Linked DNA regions of Homo sapiens: region 1 is linked to region 2. Evidence: read pairs that join two places in POLR2A ChIA-PET (ENCODE). Cell type or tissue: endothelial cell of umbilical vein. All regions are shown on one strand. Region 1 has its middle 7.2 kb from the start of NPC1. Region 2 overlaps LAMA3 (laminin subunit alpha 3).

The links. ChIA-PET counts read pairs that join two places held together with the same protein. Peaks named below come from ENCODE experiments on the same cell type or tissue, not always from the same donor. Only the 100,000 strongest peaks of a DNase experiment are listed, where the experiment ranks them.
Region 1: POLR2A ChIA-PET joins it to region 2 with 10 read pairs; 5 of 35 experiments call an interaction of 5 or more read pairs at or near these places.

What each region holds. Positions count from the first base shown.
Region 1 is chr18:23,589,733-23,597,732 of GRCh38, reverse strand. No RefSeq gene overlaps it. Among named protein-coding and RNA genes, the nearest start is that of NPC1, 7.2 kb to the right of the region's middle. In endothelial cell of umbilical vein, no CTCF peak of the experiment used is centred here; a DNase peak (open chromatin) is centred at 3,812; H3K27ac peaks cover 1,381 bases.
Region 2 is chr18:23,691,735-23,699,734 of GRCh38, reverse strand. All of the region lies in intron 1 of LAMA3 (laminin subunit alpha 3), which reads right to left. Among named protein-coding and RNA genes, the nearest start is that of LAMA3, 6.3 kb to the right of the region's middle. In endothelial cell of umbilical vein, no CTCF peak of the experiment used is centred here; a DNase peak (open chromatin) is centred at 4,214; H3K27ac peaks cover 383 bases.

The DNA of each region.
Region 1 (8,000 bases), 100 kb after region 2:
AGGTGGAGGAGGCAGTGGTGCCCAGATGGAGTCACAATTGTAGCATCAGAGCAGTGAAGGTGGAGAATATGGGACATGTTTTTGAAAATACTTGCAGGTAGAGTTAATGATAATTGGTGACAATTAAATATAGAGGATGAAGAAAAGAAAGGAGAGCTAAGAATTGTGCTAAAGTGTGTTAGGCATTCCCAAGATCATCCCCAGGTGTAGTGACTTGCTAGGAAGACATAGGACTCATATATCTAGTTTACTCATAAATATACTCATATACATGGTTACATATACATGTATACTCAAATACATGGTTAAGATTACAGCAAAAAGACACATAGCAAAATCAGCAAAGACAAAAGGAAAATAGAGCAAAGATAGAAGACAGCAGGTGCAAGCTTCTGAGAAACCTCTCCCACAGAATGAGCTTAATTCCTCCAGCAACCGAGTTGTGGCAGCAAGTGTTGTCTACCAAGGAAACTCATTGAAGACTTAGTGCTCAGGGTTTCAACCGGGAGCTGGTCACATAGATCCCTTCTGCCTAGCATTTACCAAAAATCAAGACCTCCAGAAGGAAAACAGGCATTCAGTATAAACCACATTGTTTGCACAAACAGTTAAGGCAAAGTGAATACTTCTTATCATTTAGGGCAAGTTTGATATCAGTGTAGGGAACTGTTTGTCAGCTGAGGGCCAACCTTGTAAGCAGGACTTCCTAAGGATAGGCAGTCTTGGGCTGGCTTTGTTAATTCTTCTTGGCCCACAAAGTTTACAAGGTGGATGAGCCAATAACTTTGTTAGGCAATAGGGAAGAATAGCAGATTTGGGGTGAGGAGATAGAGTTTGGACATGTTCACTTGGAAGGATCTGTGAAATAGATTCTAGAAGGCAGTTGGAAATAACAAATTAATGTTTAGGACAAGGCTGTTGTTACTAGTGTAGGCATCATCTGCATAGAGGTGATGGTCAAAGTCATGGGATGAATGAGGTCCCCACGGAGAATCTGCTGAGAATAAAAGAGATGGCAAAATGGCTGGGCATAGTGGCTACTGTCTGAAGGGAGGCTGAGGCGGGAGGATTACTTGAGCCCAGGAATTGAAGACCAGCCTGGGCAACATAGCAAGGCCCTGCCTCTAAATTTAATACATTTTTTTTTAAACAGATGGCAAACTGAGAATAAACTTTGAAAGAAGGGAACTCAGCAAAGAGAATGAAACAATGAACAAGAGCAGGAAGTGAAACATAATGAGGAAGGAGAAGGTCTCCAGGAGAGGAGAGCAGGCAGCGAACCACGTGAAGAAGTGTGGCCATATGACACAAAGGCTGGGAAACTCGAGGCTGCTTTTGCTCCACCACTCTGTCTTTGATGAGCTTGTTCAGTCATCAAAGAATTCTGGCCTTGTGGCTGGGCGTGGTGGCTCTTGCCTGTAATCCCAGCAGTTTGGGAGGCCGAGGAGGGTGGATCACGAGGTCAGGAGTTCCAAGACCAGCCTGGTCAAGATGTTGAAACCCCATCTCTACTAAAACTACAAAAATTAGCCGGGCACAGGGGCAGGTACCTGTAATCCCAGCTACTCGGGAGGCTGAGGCAGGAGAATCGCTTGAACCCGGGAGGCAGAGGTTGCAGTGGGCCGAGATCGTGCCACTGCACTCCAGCCTGGGCTACAGAGTGAGACTCCATCTAAAAAAAAAAAGAAAAAAAAAAGAATTCTGGCCTTGTAATGGAGATTATGGATAAGGATTGGTGAGTGGACCTGGAGCTAACGTTAAATTAAATAAAATTATTCCCTTGAAATGATTCTACTCCTCACTGGATAGAATTGTATTTGTGAAGATACTCCTGATGCTTTCTAGGAATCACCGGCCAACTATCAGTGTGCATTGCCTCTGCTCTGTACTAAGACTAAGGCAACATGAAAAAAACAGACTTGGTACCACCCTATAGAGATGCAAATAGGCGTGGTGCAATGCAAACAGGCCTGGTCAAATGAGATAATTTATGGTTGCGGATCTATACCTATGCTGGTTGATTGGTTTTAATTGGTGATTTTTTTTTTTTTTGAGACAGGGTCCTGGTCTGTCACCCAAGATGGAGTGTAATGGCACGATCTCAACTCACTGCAACCTCTGCATCCTGGGTTCGAACGATCCTCCTTCCTCAGCCTACCAAGTAGCTGGGACTACAGGCACGCACCACCATGCCTGGCTAACTTTCGTATTTTGGTAAAGCTGGAGTTTCGCCATGTTGCCCAGGCTGGCCTCCAAATCTTGGACTCAAGCGATCTGCCTGCCTTGGCCTCTCAAAGTGCTAGGATTACAGGCATGAGCCACCTTGCCCAGCCAAATTGGTGAACTTCATCTCACTGTGAAAAGATGCTAAAGTGCTTAGAACATGCCTGGCTGTGAACAAAGCCACACCATGTTATGATATTTCATGCCATTGAGCCATAGCAGCTCAGACCCTAGTATTTGTACTTCAAAGCATGGAGAAAAACAAAAACAAAAAATGACAGGCAAAACTAGCATTAGACATTCTAGTCGAGAAATGTGAAAATAATTATTCTTCTGCTTAATGTAATGAACACATGGAGGGTAAACTAGTCACACAGAGGTGTTTTCTCTGGGCCCTCTGACTATACTTAGCCCTCAGTTAAATAACCTATGTATCACTGGGTCTGGAAAGTCTTCGATTCTTTTCCTGGTGACCTAATCCTTATTTTTAGCAATACTTTCAGGTAATTTTAAAATATGAGTGAGGCTAGGCATGGTGGCTCATGCTTCTAATCCCAGCACTTTGGGAGGCTGGGGTGGGAAAAGCACTTGAGCCCAAGAGTTTGAGACTAGCCTGGGCAACAAAGTGAGACTCCGTCTGTACAAAAAATACAAAAAATTAGCCTGGCATGGTGGTGTGTGCCAGAAGTCCCAGCTACTCAGGAGGCTAAGGTAGGAGGATCACTTGAGCCTTGGGAGGTCGAGCTGTGATCTCACTACTGCACTCCAGCCTGGGTAATAGAGCAATTCCCTCTCTCTCAAAAAAAAAATTAATTTATTAATATGAATGAGGTTATGTTTCAACAAAGGAATTCAGCTAGGCACAGTGGCTCACATCTATAATCCCAGCACTTTGGGAGGCCAAGGCGGGCAGATCACTTGAGGCCAGGAGGTCGAGACCAGCCTGGCCAACATGCCGAAACCCTGTCCCTACTAAAACTTAATAAATTAGCCAGGTGTGGTGGTGGGCGCCCATAATCCCAGCTACTCAGGAGGCTGAGGCAGGAAAATCACTTGAACCCAGGAGGCGGAGGTTGCAGTGAGCCAAGATCGCACCACTGAACTCCAGCCTGGGCGACAGAGTGTGACTCCATCTCAAAAAGTAAAAATAAAATAAAGTAAAATAAAAATAACATAAAGGAAGTTAATTAAAGATCTTCAGTTCTTAGGTGACATGTCAGCCTTATCTCTGTCAACAGAAAAAATTCCTTCCGCTATCTTTGGTTCTTCTTCCCTCCCTCACTAGGATTGAATCCTCCGAGCTTTAATGAGTGAAATGCTGTTGTTATTCCTACATTTCAAGTTTTAAGAATAGTCTTAGAAAGTCTTCAGTTTACAGGAGTTGGACTCTCCATTTTAGGAAACATTTGATCAAAAACCACCCCTGGCAAAGGAAACTATGTCCTGTGAGCAAATCCTGCAGGGAAGGCAATGCCAGTTTGAAACCCTGACTGCTAAACCACAAGTCATTCCAACTCTGGTAGCATCCTAACTGAGTGGAAGTTACACCACAACCCATGACTGGATTAATCACCAACTCAAACATCCTTCCTTACTAGGATGAGTAACATTTTACCAGAATTCTGAGCAACAATGCCCATTTCCGAGTAGGTCATAACCATTGGTACTAAAGTCATGAGTTGTAGCTGTAAGCTATTTTAAATGAAGATGTCTATAAAATTTGGCTTGCGTAAGTAAAGAGTTTAAAAAGTCTATCACAGAACCCAAAGTAATTGAGTGTGTATACTGAACACATGACCTGTACAACAGTGCTCACAGCACCTTTATTTGTAACAGCCCAAACTGGAAGAAGAAACAACCCAGATGTCTGCCATGATATGTTTGAGCCATGGAATACTACACAGCAATTCTTTTAAAAGATGCTACCACCACAAGTAATGTGGATGAGCCACACACATAATGTTCAGTGAAAGAAACCAGACGCAGAGGAGTATGATTCCCTTTACATGAAGTTCAAGGACAGGCAAAACCAACTTACAGTGAGAGAAATCAGAAGAGTGGTTGCCTCCCGGTTAAAGGAGGGGTGATGATATCGACTGGGAAAGGGGCATAAAGGAGGCTTCTGAAGTGCTAAAGTTTCCATATCCTTCCTCTGGGTGTTGGCTACATGGATGTTGTGGTTGCCAGCCTCCAAGATGGCCCCAGTGCTCCCCTCCTCTTGTCCTTGTCTGGTCCCCTTCCTACACTGCATCAGGACTGGTCTGTGTGCCCAGTATTACATGGCAGAAGTGATGGCATATAACATTTGAGGCTAACTCATAACAGACATTATGGCTCTGCCTTGCTCTCAATCCCTTTTGGATCACTCCTTCTGGAGGAAGCCAGCTGCCAAGTCCTGAGGACACTCAGCAGCCTATGGAGAGGAGGAACTGAGGCCTCCTTCCCACAGCATCTTTTTTTTTTTTTTTTTTGAGACAGAGTCTTGCTCAGTCACCCAGGCAGGAGTGCAGTGGCATGATCTCAGCTCACTGGAACCTCGGCCTCCTGGGTTCAAGCAATTCACCTGCCTCAGCCTCCCGAGTAGTTGAGATTACAGACATGTGCAACCATGCCCGGCTAATTTTTGTATTTTTAGTGGAGACAGGGTTTCACCATGTTGGCCAGGCTGGTCTCGAACTCCTGACCTCAAGTGATCCGCCCACCTTGGCCTCCCAAAGTGCTGGGATTACAGGTGTGAGCCACCGAGCCCAGCTTCCCACAGCATCTTCAACAGCAGATCCTCCAGCCCCAGTCAAGCCTTCAGATGATGGTAGCCTGGGCCAACTTCTTGGCCATAACCTCAGGAGAGACCCTGAGCCAGAACCACCTAGAACCACCCAAATCCCTGACTGGCAGAAACTGGGATAAAATAAATGTTTGTTCATTTAATATACTAAGTTTTGGAGTAATTTGTTATTCAGTAATAGACAACTAATAAAAGTGTTTAACACATAAAAGAAACTTGGCTGGGCGCAGTGGCTCATGCCTGTAATCCCAGATCTTTGGGAGGCCAAGGCAGGTGGATCACTTGAGTCCAGGAGTTTGAGACCACCCTGGGCAACATGGCGAAACCCCGTCTTTACTAAAAATACACAAATTAGCCAGGCATGGTGGAGTGTGCCTATGATCCCAGCTACTTGGGATGCTGAAGCACAAGAATCACTTGAACCCAGGAGGCAGAGTTTACAGTGAGCCAAGATCACACCACTGCACTCTAGCCTGGGTGACACAGTGAGACTCAGTCTCAAAAAAAAAAAGTAGAAAACTCATCAAGCTGTACAGCTAAGTTCTGTATACCTCATATATGAATATTATATCTTAATTAAAAGGAAAAGTCTATTAACAAAAAGAGTTCTCAAAAATGCTCAACCTGAACCTCCTTAGGGGGTTGGCAGAAGCATTAACTAAAGCTCTCCTATATTTCACCAAAATGTGTTGGCAATTCGTAGCCTGCTGGAGGAAGGGAGGTGTGAGCTGTTCCCTGTGTTCAGCTGGACAGCCTCCCACTCTCTATAGGCGCTTCTTTTAGAGCCAGCTCCACTGCTGGTCCTGGAGGTTTTTTGGGGAAGGCGATCAAAAAATTTACAATGTCCATGACTACTATAGGGAATAGTTCTACGATGCTGGCTGCGAAAACCAGATCAACTTATTAGGCACAGTAGACACAGTGATAATTTTACTGTCCCATGAAAATGTTTTAATTTTAATTTCTTTTGAAATCAGAACAAAAATAAGAATACTGTAATAATGAGCATATAATAATGAATTCAGCCAGCGTTATATGTGTCTTTATAATGCAATTGGAAACTCTCATTTTAAATTTTTTTTTTTGAAGGAAAAAGGGGTCCTTAAAGGCAAAGGTGCCTGGGGCCCACACAAGTCATAATGCAGCCCTGAGTAAAAGGAAAGGTGCTAGGGACTGAATTGTGCTCCCCCAAATGTCTTGTGTTGAAGCCCTAACCCCCCAAGGTGACTGTATTTGAAGATAAGGCTTTTAGGAGGTAATTAAGGTTAAATAAAGTCATAAGGGAGGGGCCTTAATTCAATAGGATTGTTGAAGAAGAGGAAGAGAGAGAGAAATCTTTCTCCCTGAAAGCACACACTTAAGGAAACACCATCTGGGGACACAGGGAGAAGGTGCTGTCTACAAGCCAGGAAGAGAGCCCTCACCAGGAACCAAATAAGCTCCCCATGCTGATCTTGAACTCTCTAACCTCTAGAACTGTAACAGATAAATTCCTATTGTTTAAGTCACACCAGTCTTTGGTATTTTGTGCAATGGCCTCAGACGTCACTAAATGACATTGATTACATTCTATTACCCCAAAACCCTAGTTCTATCTTCATTTTCTGTTATTGAACTTTAGGCTTCAGGTTAGGAACTAGGCAAGCTTGCAATTTGTTAGGTAAGTAGGCATTCTTTTTTTCTCTGCCTATTTGAAGGACTACCTACTTTGAAGGTTGCAGATCAGCAGCAGAAAAAAATTTTTTAAAAAGCTTTTTAAAAAAATTTTAGAAGAAATCAAAGGTTTTTTTGGTAATAAAATTTTATTGGCTTGGCATGGTGGTTCATACCTATTATCCAGCACTTTGGAGGCTGAGGCAGGAGGATCACTTTAGCCAGGGAGGTCAAGGCTGCAGTGAGCTGTGATCATGCCACTAGACTACAACCTGGGTGACACAGTGAGACTCTGTCTCAAAAGAAAAAAGAAAAAAGCACAGAAAAATAAATAAAATTACTTATAAATGTGTGAAAAGATTTTTAATCTCACTTATAATTAAAGAAATACAAATCAAAGCATCCTAATTTTATTTTATTTATTTTTTTTTTTGAGACGGAGTCTTGCTCTGTCGCCCAGGCTGGAGTGCAATGGCGTGATCTCGGCCACTGAAACCTCCACCTCCTGGGTTCAAACAATTCTCCTGCCTCAGCCTCTTGAGTAGCTAGGATTACAGGTGTGTGCCACCACGCCCAGCTAATTTTTTTTTTTTTTTTTGAGACGGAGTCTCGCTCTGTAGCCAGGCTGCAGTGCGGTGGGGCGACCTCGGCTCACTGCAACCTCCAACTCCCTGGTTCAAGTGATTATCTCACCTCAGCCTCCCGACTAGCTGGGATTACAGGCATGCACCACCACCCCCGGCTAATTTTTGTATTTTTAGTAGAGACGGGGTTTCACTATGTTGGCTAGGATGGTCTCGATCTCCTGACCTCATGATCCACCCACCTCAGCCTCCCAAAGTGCTGAGATTACAGGTGTGAGCCATCACGCCCAGCCTAATTTCTTGTTGCCCAGACTGCAGTGCAATGGCGCAATCTCAGCTCCCTGCAACCTCCGCCTCCCAGGTTCAAGAGATTCTCCTGCCTCAGCCTCCTGAGTAGCTGGAATTACAGGCATCCACCACCATGCCTGGCTAATTTTTTGTATTTTTAGTAGAGATGGAGTTTCACCATGTTGGCCAGGCTGGTCTTGAACTCCTGACCTCAGGTGATCCACTTGCCTCGGCTCCCAGAGTGCTGGAATTGCAGGCATGAACCACCGCGCCTGGCCAATTTTTGTATTTTTAATTGAGACGGAGTTTCAGCATGTTGGCCAGGCTGGTCTCGAACTCCTGACCTCAGGTGATCCACCTGCCCCGGCTTCCCAAACTGCTGAAATAATAGGCGTGAGCCACCGTGCCCAGCCCCAATATTTTTTAAAATAAGAAACAAAATAAATAAAATCACAGATTGCATTTAG
Region 2 (8,000 bases):
GTGGGGTGTTTGGCAGCTTTAATGATATGTAAGTCATCTGCTCCAAGGCAAACGCAAGTTTACAATGTGGGCCAGGCCACATCTAGGCCTGCCCAATTAATACCCCAAACCCAAAGTACTTCCTCTTAGCCTAGATTTATGAAAGAGGTCTTTCCTGGTAGTTTACACAATCAACCATCAACTACTGATCTATGAGAACCAGACACCTTCCTCAAGGAGATAGTCTGACCCCAACCTGACGCATTCCTCAAACCAGGTTTTTCCCTCTCAGTTCTATTTCAGTTATTATTTTAACCCCTTTATGAAACAATTACACTTTTTCCTGCTTTCTTTTCCCACATTCCCAATTCCCTCATCTCAGCTTTTTAGTTTTATCACTCACTTAAATATTTTTGAGGACCAGAAAGGGTATCAATACATACAAAAATAAAGTGAAATATGTATAAATTCTAGAAAGACCACAGAGGTCTCACTCAGGGACAACATTCAAAACGTGTAACAACAACAGTCATGTGGCTTTCTGAGTTCCTGGAACACACCAAGCATGTTCCCGCCTCAGGGGCCTCAGGCCTCCAGGGTCGCCCTCTCCCAACCTCGTTGTGAGGCTGCCTTCCTCTCAACCCTCAGGTTACTCAGGTTTCTGCACCAACATCATCTCCTTTCCTTCTTTTCTTTTCTTTCTCTCTCTCTCTCTCTCTCTCTCTCTCTCTATCTGCCCGCCTCAGCCTCCCAAACTGTTAGGATTACAGGCGTGAGCCACCGCACCCTGGCCATCATCTCCTCTTTAATTTTTATCACAGAATCCTGTTTATTCTCTCTAAGGCAAAATAACAACCTACAATTATTATATTTACTCAACGGCTACAGTCTCCCCATGGGAGGTTAGCTCAGTGAGGACAGGGGTCTTTTCTGCCTTGTAACTGTACTTCCAGCCCCTTATATCACCATCCCCTATACCTGGCACATAGTAGATGCCAATAAATATTTGCTAAATATAGAAGTGAATGGACATTACCCACAAGTGCGTGGGCACGCTTGTCTCCAGGCAGCACCATTCTTATTAGTTGATTGGAATCTACTTTAAGAATCACCTCAAAAGTCAGTCTTCCAGCCTCTGTTGAGCTTCCAGCTGTTAAAGCGGTCAATTAAGACAATGAGTCCAAATGAAGCACCAACCCAGACTTTATTAACTTACTGTGACAGTGCAGGCAAGAGATAAAAAAGAAGAGAGGTGGGGCGCGGTGGCTCACGCCTGTAATCCCAGCACTTTGGGAGGCCAAGGCAGGCGGATCACAAAATCAGGAGATTGAGACCATCCTGTCTAACACGGTGAAACCCCGTCTCTACTAAAAATAGAAAAATTAGCTGGGCGTGATGGCAGGCGCCTGTAGTCCCAGCTACTCGGGAGGCTGAGGCAGGAGAATGGCGTGAACCCGGGAGGCGGAGCTCGCAGTGAGCCGAGATCGCGCCACTGCACTCCAGCCTGGGTGACAGAGCAAGACTCCGTCTCAAAAAAAAAAAAAAAAAAAAAAGAAGAAGAAGAGAAACAGGCTGGTTCCCCAGTGTTCCATTTCCCCCCACCACCCCACCCACCCCCTCCCACAAATTCATAGTTTGAAGTCCTAACCCCCATGACCTCAGAATAGGACTGTATTTTGAGATAGGGCCTTTAAAGAGATAATTAAGGTAAAATGAAGTCATTATGGCAGGCCCTAATCCAATACGCCTGGAATCCCTATAAGAAGAGGAGTTGGGGACACATACGCACAGAGAAGAGACCATGTGAAGACACAGGCAGAAGGTGGCCGTCTACAAGCTAAGGAGAGAGGCCTCAGCAGAAACCAGCCATACCCATGCCTTAGACTTCTAAGCCTCCAGAGCTGTGAGAAAATCCAGCTGTGCTATTTAAGCCACCCTCGCTGTGGTACTTTGTTATGGCAGTCCGAGCAAACTGACACAGGTTGAGTATCCTTTATCCGAAATACTTGAGGCCAAAAATGTTTCAGATTCGGGATTTTTTTTTGGGGCGGGGGGCGGGTATTGGAATATTTATATTATACTTACCAGTTAAGCATTTCTAATCCAAAAATCCAAAATCCAGGAAGCTCCAATGAGCACTTCTTTGAACGTCATGCTGGCACTCAAAAAGTTGTGGATTTGGGAGCATTTGGGATTTTGGATTTTTGGATGAGGGATTCCCAACCTGTATGGTGTACCAGTAAGGAAGTCTCAGTGGAGGCACCTGGGAAGAGCCTCAGCCAAGGCTCCTGATAAGGGAGCCCCCAGAATAGAGGCTCCTGGGTCAGGAATGCAGATATGTATATGAGAGGCTCCTGAGCCAGTACAGCCTGCGTCGTTGACCAAAACTCCCTCCAGAAAATTGCAATGCATTCACTGTGCACCAAGTCAGGCATGGGGAGGGCAGCTTTCCCCCATGAGGCCTCCCAAGTAAAGCCTTGTAATTGCAAATGTTGGGGGCTAAAAGATCACACAGAGGATTTTGACCTAAAGATGAAGTCCTCACCCTCCTCTTCAGAAATCATTTCAGTGGTGCAGCATGCTTAGCACAGGAAGTTCTTCTCTGTAGCAAATCCCAGTACTTTGTGCTGCAACATTACACCCTCCTTCCTATTTAATCTCCCATGAAGATGGAGAACCGCTGCTTACAAACATCTTTGTAATGATTCTAAAGGTCCTTGGCCTCCTCTTCCTCATATTTAGTCAGGCAGTTCTACTGTGGCTTGCTTCAGCTACAATTTTCTTAAGCTGCAGTGACAGTCACATGTGGAGTAGCCAGAGAAAGACCACACCCCAGAACCAAGGCAAGTGATCAAAGAAAATGAGGATGCTGCAGGTAGCATCAAGTATAGGAAAGGTTGAAAGAATCTCTTCTAAGCCAGCACCTGCTCAGAGAAAGAGAATAAAGAGTTCATCTATCAGGGTGCAGTGGCTCACGCCTGCAATCCCAGAACTTTGGGAAGCCAAGGCAAGTGGATTGCTTGAGGTCAGGAGTTCAAGACCAGCCTAGGCAACATGGTGAAACCCATCTCTACTAAAAATACAAAAATTAGCCGGGCGTGTTCACACATGCCTGTAATCTCAGCTACTTGAGAGGCTGAGGCAGGAGAATTGCTTGAACTTGGGAGGCAGAGGTTGCAGTGAGCCGAGATCGCACCACTGCACACCAACCTGGGCCACAGAGCAAAACTCCGTCTCAAAAAAAACAGGGGGATTTCACCTGCTCTTAGCATTTCTATCAGAAAATTTTACTTTAACAGCTATATTTTTATTCAAAGAAAAGTCTAATAAGTTTACCTAGAAGATAATGAAATAAAATAAAAGAAAGAGAACTCAATAAGTTTATAACAAGCTTATTTAGTGATTTTCCTAATGAAGTCTCCCAGAACATGCTGCTACTTTTTCTAGTTCATCAAAAACATTTAGAATTCAATGATACATTAAAGATACAGTAAATGCTAAGTCCTCATAATAAAATAGGAAAGCAGCCTGGAAACATGTAAGAAAATTTAAAAGTCTGAAATGTTTGCATTCTCATCAAATTACTGTGCAAACTATCTTGCATAGAATCTTTGCCACCAATGTCTTTCATGCACACAAATGTTTGGCAATATTTAGTCTCTGCAGAGCCAATCCCACGACATAGGGAATAGGAGCTTTCATTTCACAATTCCATCCCTGCCCTCCCCTAAAGCAGCCCTCTGAGCCCTCACTAGTAGTGGAGGAATTATCCAACCACTGGGCTCTGTTCAAAAGGTGGATCCAAGGCTCACAGGTATGCACCACCCCCAAACTCGGGCCACCCCACATGCATTAAGCAAGGATCAGGGGTAAGACACACACAACACAGCTTACTGCCATAAAGAAGTGCACATATTTCTTTTTTTTTTTTTTTTTTTTTTTTTTTTTTTTTTTTTTTTGAGATGGAGTCTTGCTGTGTCACCCAGGCTGGAGTGCAGTGGTGTGATCTCGGCTCACTGCAGCCTCCACCTCTGGGTTCAAGCAATTCTCCTGCTTCAGCCTCCCAAGTAGATGGGATTACAGGCACACGCCACCATGCCCAGCTAATTTATTTTTTATTTGGCCAGGCTGGTTTTAAACTCCTGACCTCAAGTGATTCACCCGCCTCAGCCTCCCAAAGTGCTAGGATTATAAGTATGAGCCACCATTCCTGGCCTTAAGGATGACTCATAATGTGCGTGATCTCTAAATATTTGTTCAGCCTAGAGCTCTTCTCATTCTTTTTAGGGGCCACATTTTGAGTTATCAGGTTGCAAAGTCTCACAAACCAGGACCCTAGAACTACACACAGAGCCTCATGCAGGGTCCCCTCTCTGCTGCTCTCCCAAACAGGGATAACACGCATACACTGAATGGTCAATACAACTGCTGGTTAACTGAGTTGAAGCTAAAGTTACTGCATTAAGTTTCTAAGGCTGCCATACAAAGTAGCACAAAATGGGTGGCTTAGAACAACTGAAATTTCTCTCTCACCATGCTGGAGGCTACAAGACCAAAATCAAGGTGTCAGCAAGACTGCCCTCCCTCTGAAATATGTAGAGGAAGGATCCTTCCTTGCCTCTTCCAGCTTCTGGGAGTCCAGTCCTGGGCATTGGGTTCAGCCACTGCATCAGACACAGCAGGGCCACACCTGTCTTCCAGAAGACAGATTGTTGAAATTCAGGTACTTTTAAAATCAAACAGCAATTCCATCAGGGTGTTGCTCTGATAAGTAAATTCTATGGTGGTGTTGCCTTTTGAATATTTCTTCAAAAAGCATTGATGGGGTGTCTAAGACAAGCTTCCACAAGGAAACAGTGCAGCATACTTTGCACAGGAATTCTACTCTATGGGGCATCTCAATACTCTGTCCAGACATGAACAGGAAGACAGGGCCCCACCCTCAGGAAGCTCATGATCCTAATAAGGAGACAGACATGATAATGGATGGCTCCAAGGTGATAAGTGGCATTAGCAAGGCAACGCAAAGTTTAGCTGGAACTCAGAGGAAGGAGTAGTTAGCATGTCTGTGACAGTAGTATAGCGGGTAAGAGCGTGAATTCTGCAGCCAGAGTACCTGGGTTTAAATCTGGATTTACCACATACTAAGTGTGTGATCTTGGACACATCACTTAACTTCTGTGCGCTTCAGTTTCCTCATTTGTAAAAGAAGCATGCTAATTGTACCTCCTTCATACATTCATAAATTGTTGTGACAATCAAGAACTCAATGTGTAATATGCTTTAGACCTGTGCCAAGCATCAGTAAGTGTTGTCTGTGTGTGTTAAATCAATACCCTGCATTAAGCAGGGGAGCAAAGCCCCTCATTACTAGGCCATTCCTCCTTCTCACCATTCTGCCCCCTATATTTGGTATCACTCCTATACACAGTATGCACAGTATATGGTGCAACTTGAAAGTAATGGAGAACTCACTTCTATTTCCCACCTCTCACAATTAAGATGTGCATAATCACTTTAAACCCGTATTATTCTCCAGTTAATATTCATTTATTAACTCCACATGTATTTTCTGAGCTTCTAGGATGGGAAAACCACTGAGGGAATACAATATGTTTTTGACACTGAGAAACTGGCAGGGCACATGGGACTCAAGGAGCTGGCTTTCCTCAGGGCAGTTTCCACCCTGTTGACATGAGGGATCTAATCAGTGTCCTATGACCTCATTCAAACAGTTCTTTATTGCAAAGCAGAAAAAGACTCCCTGCCTCTGAGCAGATGCAGCCCTGCCCAGGTGACCCTACTCACCCGCTTGGCCAGGAATCCATGTATGTAGCACAACCATAGGCAGCTCCATTGACTTAGACCACTCAGGTGCCACTTAGTAAATCTTTTCCTAACTAGGCAAATGGTTCCAGAATGCAGAGAGTTAACAAAGGTTTCATAAATGCCTAAATTACAACCAGGAATAAATGTATGATTTGGAAAAATGTATTATTGCCACTAAATTAACCTTAAAAATTAAAATCTCCCCCCAAAATATTATTTGAGCTGATAAGAAGTATCTTTAAACAAATAATATCTAGTTATTAAAACAGTACTAAAACAAGTTACTATTTCTATAATATAGAAGGCTATAGAAGTCTGTATGCCAGTGGATTATTTAGCATGGCAAATGTGTTCAGTATATAATGCACTGTACGTTTCTCTTTTTTTTTTTTTTTTGATACAGAGTCTCACTCTCAAGAGCTGAGGGAATCCTGCTAGCAGATCTACTCTACAAGGAATGCTAAAAGGAGTCATTCAAGATGAAATAAAAAGACACTAGACAGTAATTCAAAGCCATACTAAGAAAGAACAACAGTATAGGTAACTACATATGTAAACATAAAAACCAGTATTATTGTATTTTTGGGTTGTTTTGTTTTTGAGATGGAGTCTTCCTCTGTTGCCCAGGCTGGAGTGCAATGGCGCGATCTCAGCTCCTGGGTTCAAGCAATTCTGCTGCCTCAGCCTCCCGAGTAGCTGGGATTACAGGCACCTGCCACCACGCCCGGCTAATTTCTGTATTTTTAGTAGAAACGGGGTTTCACCATGCTGGCCAAGCTGGTCTTGAACGTCCAACCTCAGGCGATCCGCCCACCTCGGCCTCCCAAAGTGCTGGGATTACAGGCGTGAGCCACCATGCCTCTCCATATTTTTGGTTTTTAACTGCTTTTTTTGTATATTATTTAGAAGACAAATGCATATATAATAACAATAATTATAAATTCATAATAATGAACAATCATGTATAAAGATGTAATTTGCAACAATAATGTAAAGGACAGAGTTATACAGAAGCAGAATTTGGGATGCTGTTGAAGTTAAGCTAGTATCAATTCAAACTGGATTGTTATATATTTAGGATACTAATCGTAATCTTCAGAATAAGTACTAAAAAAAAACTAAATATATATAGAAAAGGAAATGAGGAGAGAATCAAAATGGTAAAAATCAGTTAAACCAGAAGACAATAATAGAAGAATTGAGAGTAGCCAAAAAATATATAAGGCATATAGAAAACAAGCATCAGAATGACAGAAATAAGTCTTTTCTCATGGAAACAAAATTTTCTAACATTAATATTTTCCAACAAAAGATTTGCAGTGAGTCTTGAATCTATTGTTTAAAACATCAAAACGGGCCGGCTGCGGTGGCTCATGCCTGTAATCCTAGCACTTTGGGAGGCCAAGGTGGGTGGATCATCTGAAGTCAGTAGTTCGAGACCAGCCTGGCCGACATGGTGAAACCCCGTCTCTACTAAAAATACAAAAATTAGCTGGGCGTGGTGGCAGGCGCCTGTAATCCCAGCTACTCGGGAGGCTGAGGCAGAAGAATAGCTTGAACCCAGGAGGCGGAGGTTGCAGTGAGCTGAGACCGTGCCACTGCACTCCAACCTGGGAGAGACGAGAGAGACTTCGTCTCAAAAACAAAACAATACAAAACATTAAAACGTAATACCTTTCTACTAGGAATGCTGAATACAACTTGGAAGTGAACAATTACCGGCCAAGTTTCTACTTCTAAAAATTTTTAGGCTAACCGAAGGATGGGGCAGAGCTAGAGCTATAGTACCATGATTTAGTAGCTTAGACAGCAAAAGACGTGTACAGTCACTTGGGGCCTCTCACTTCGAAGGGCCCCTCGCTTACTTCAATGCTGTGCTGTCACCATCTTGATATTTAAAATAATTTTTTAACAAGGGGTTCTACATTTCCACTTTGCACTGAACTCTGTAAATTATGTGACTGGTCAATGCAGTTCTTCCATTTGAATCTACATATTTTTTTAGGTATCTTTTCAGCTATAACAACCACTAAAATCAAGTATAACATAAAATCAGGCCGGGTGCAGTGGCTCATGCCTGTAATCCCAGCACTTTGGGAGGCCAAGGTGGGCAGATCGCTTGAGCCCAGGGGTTCAAGACCAGTCTGGCCAACATGGCAAAACCTTGTCTCTACAAAAGATACAAAAATTAG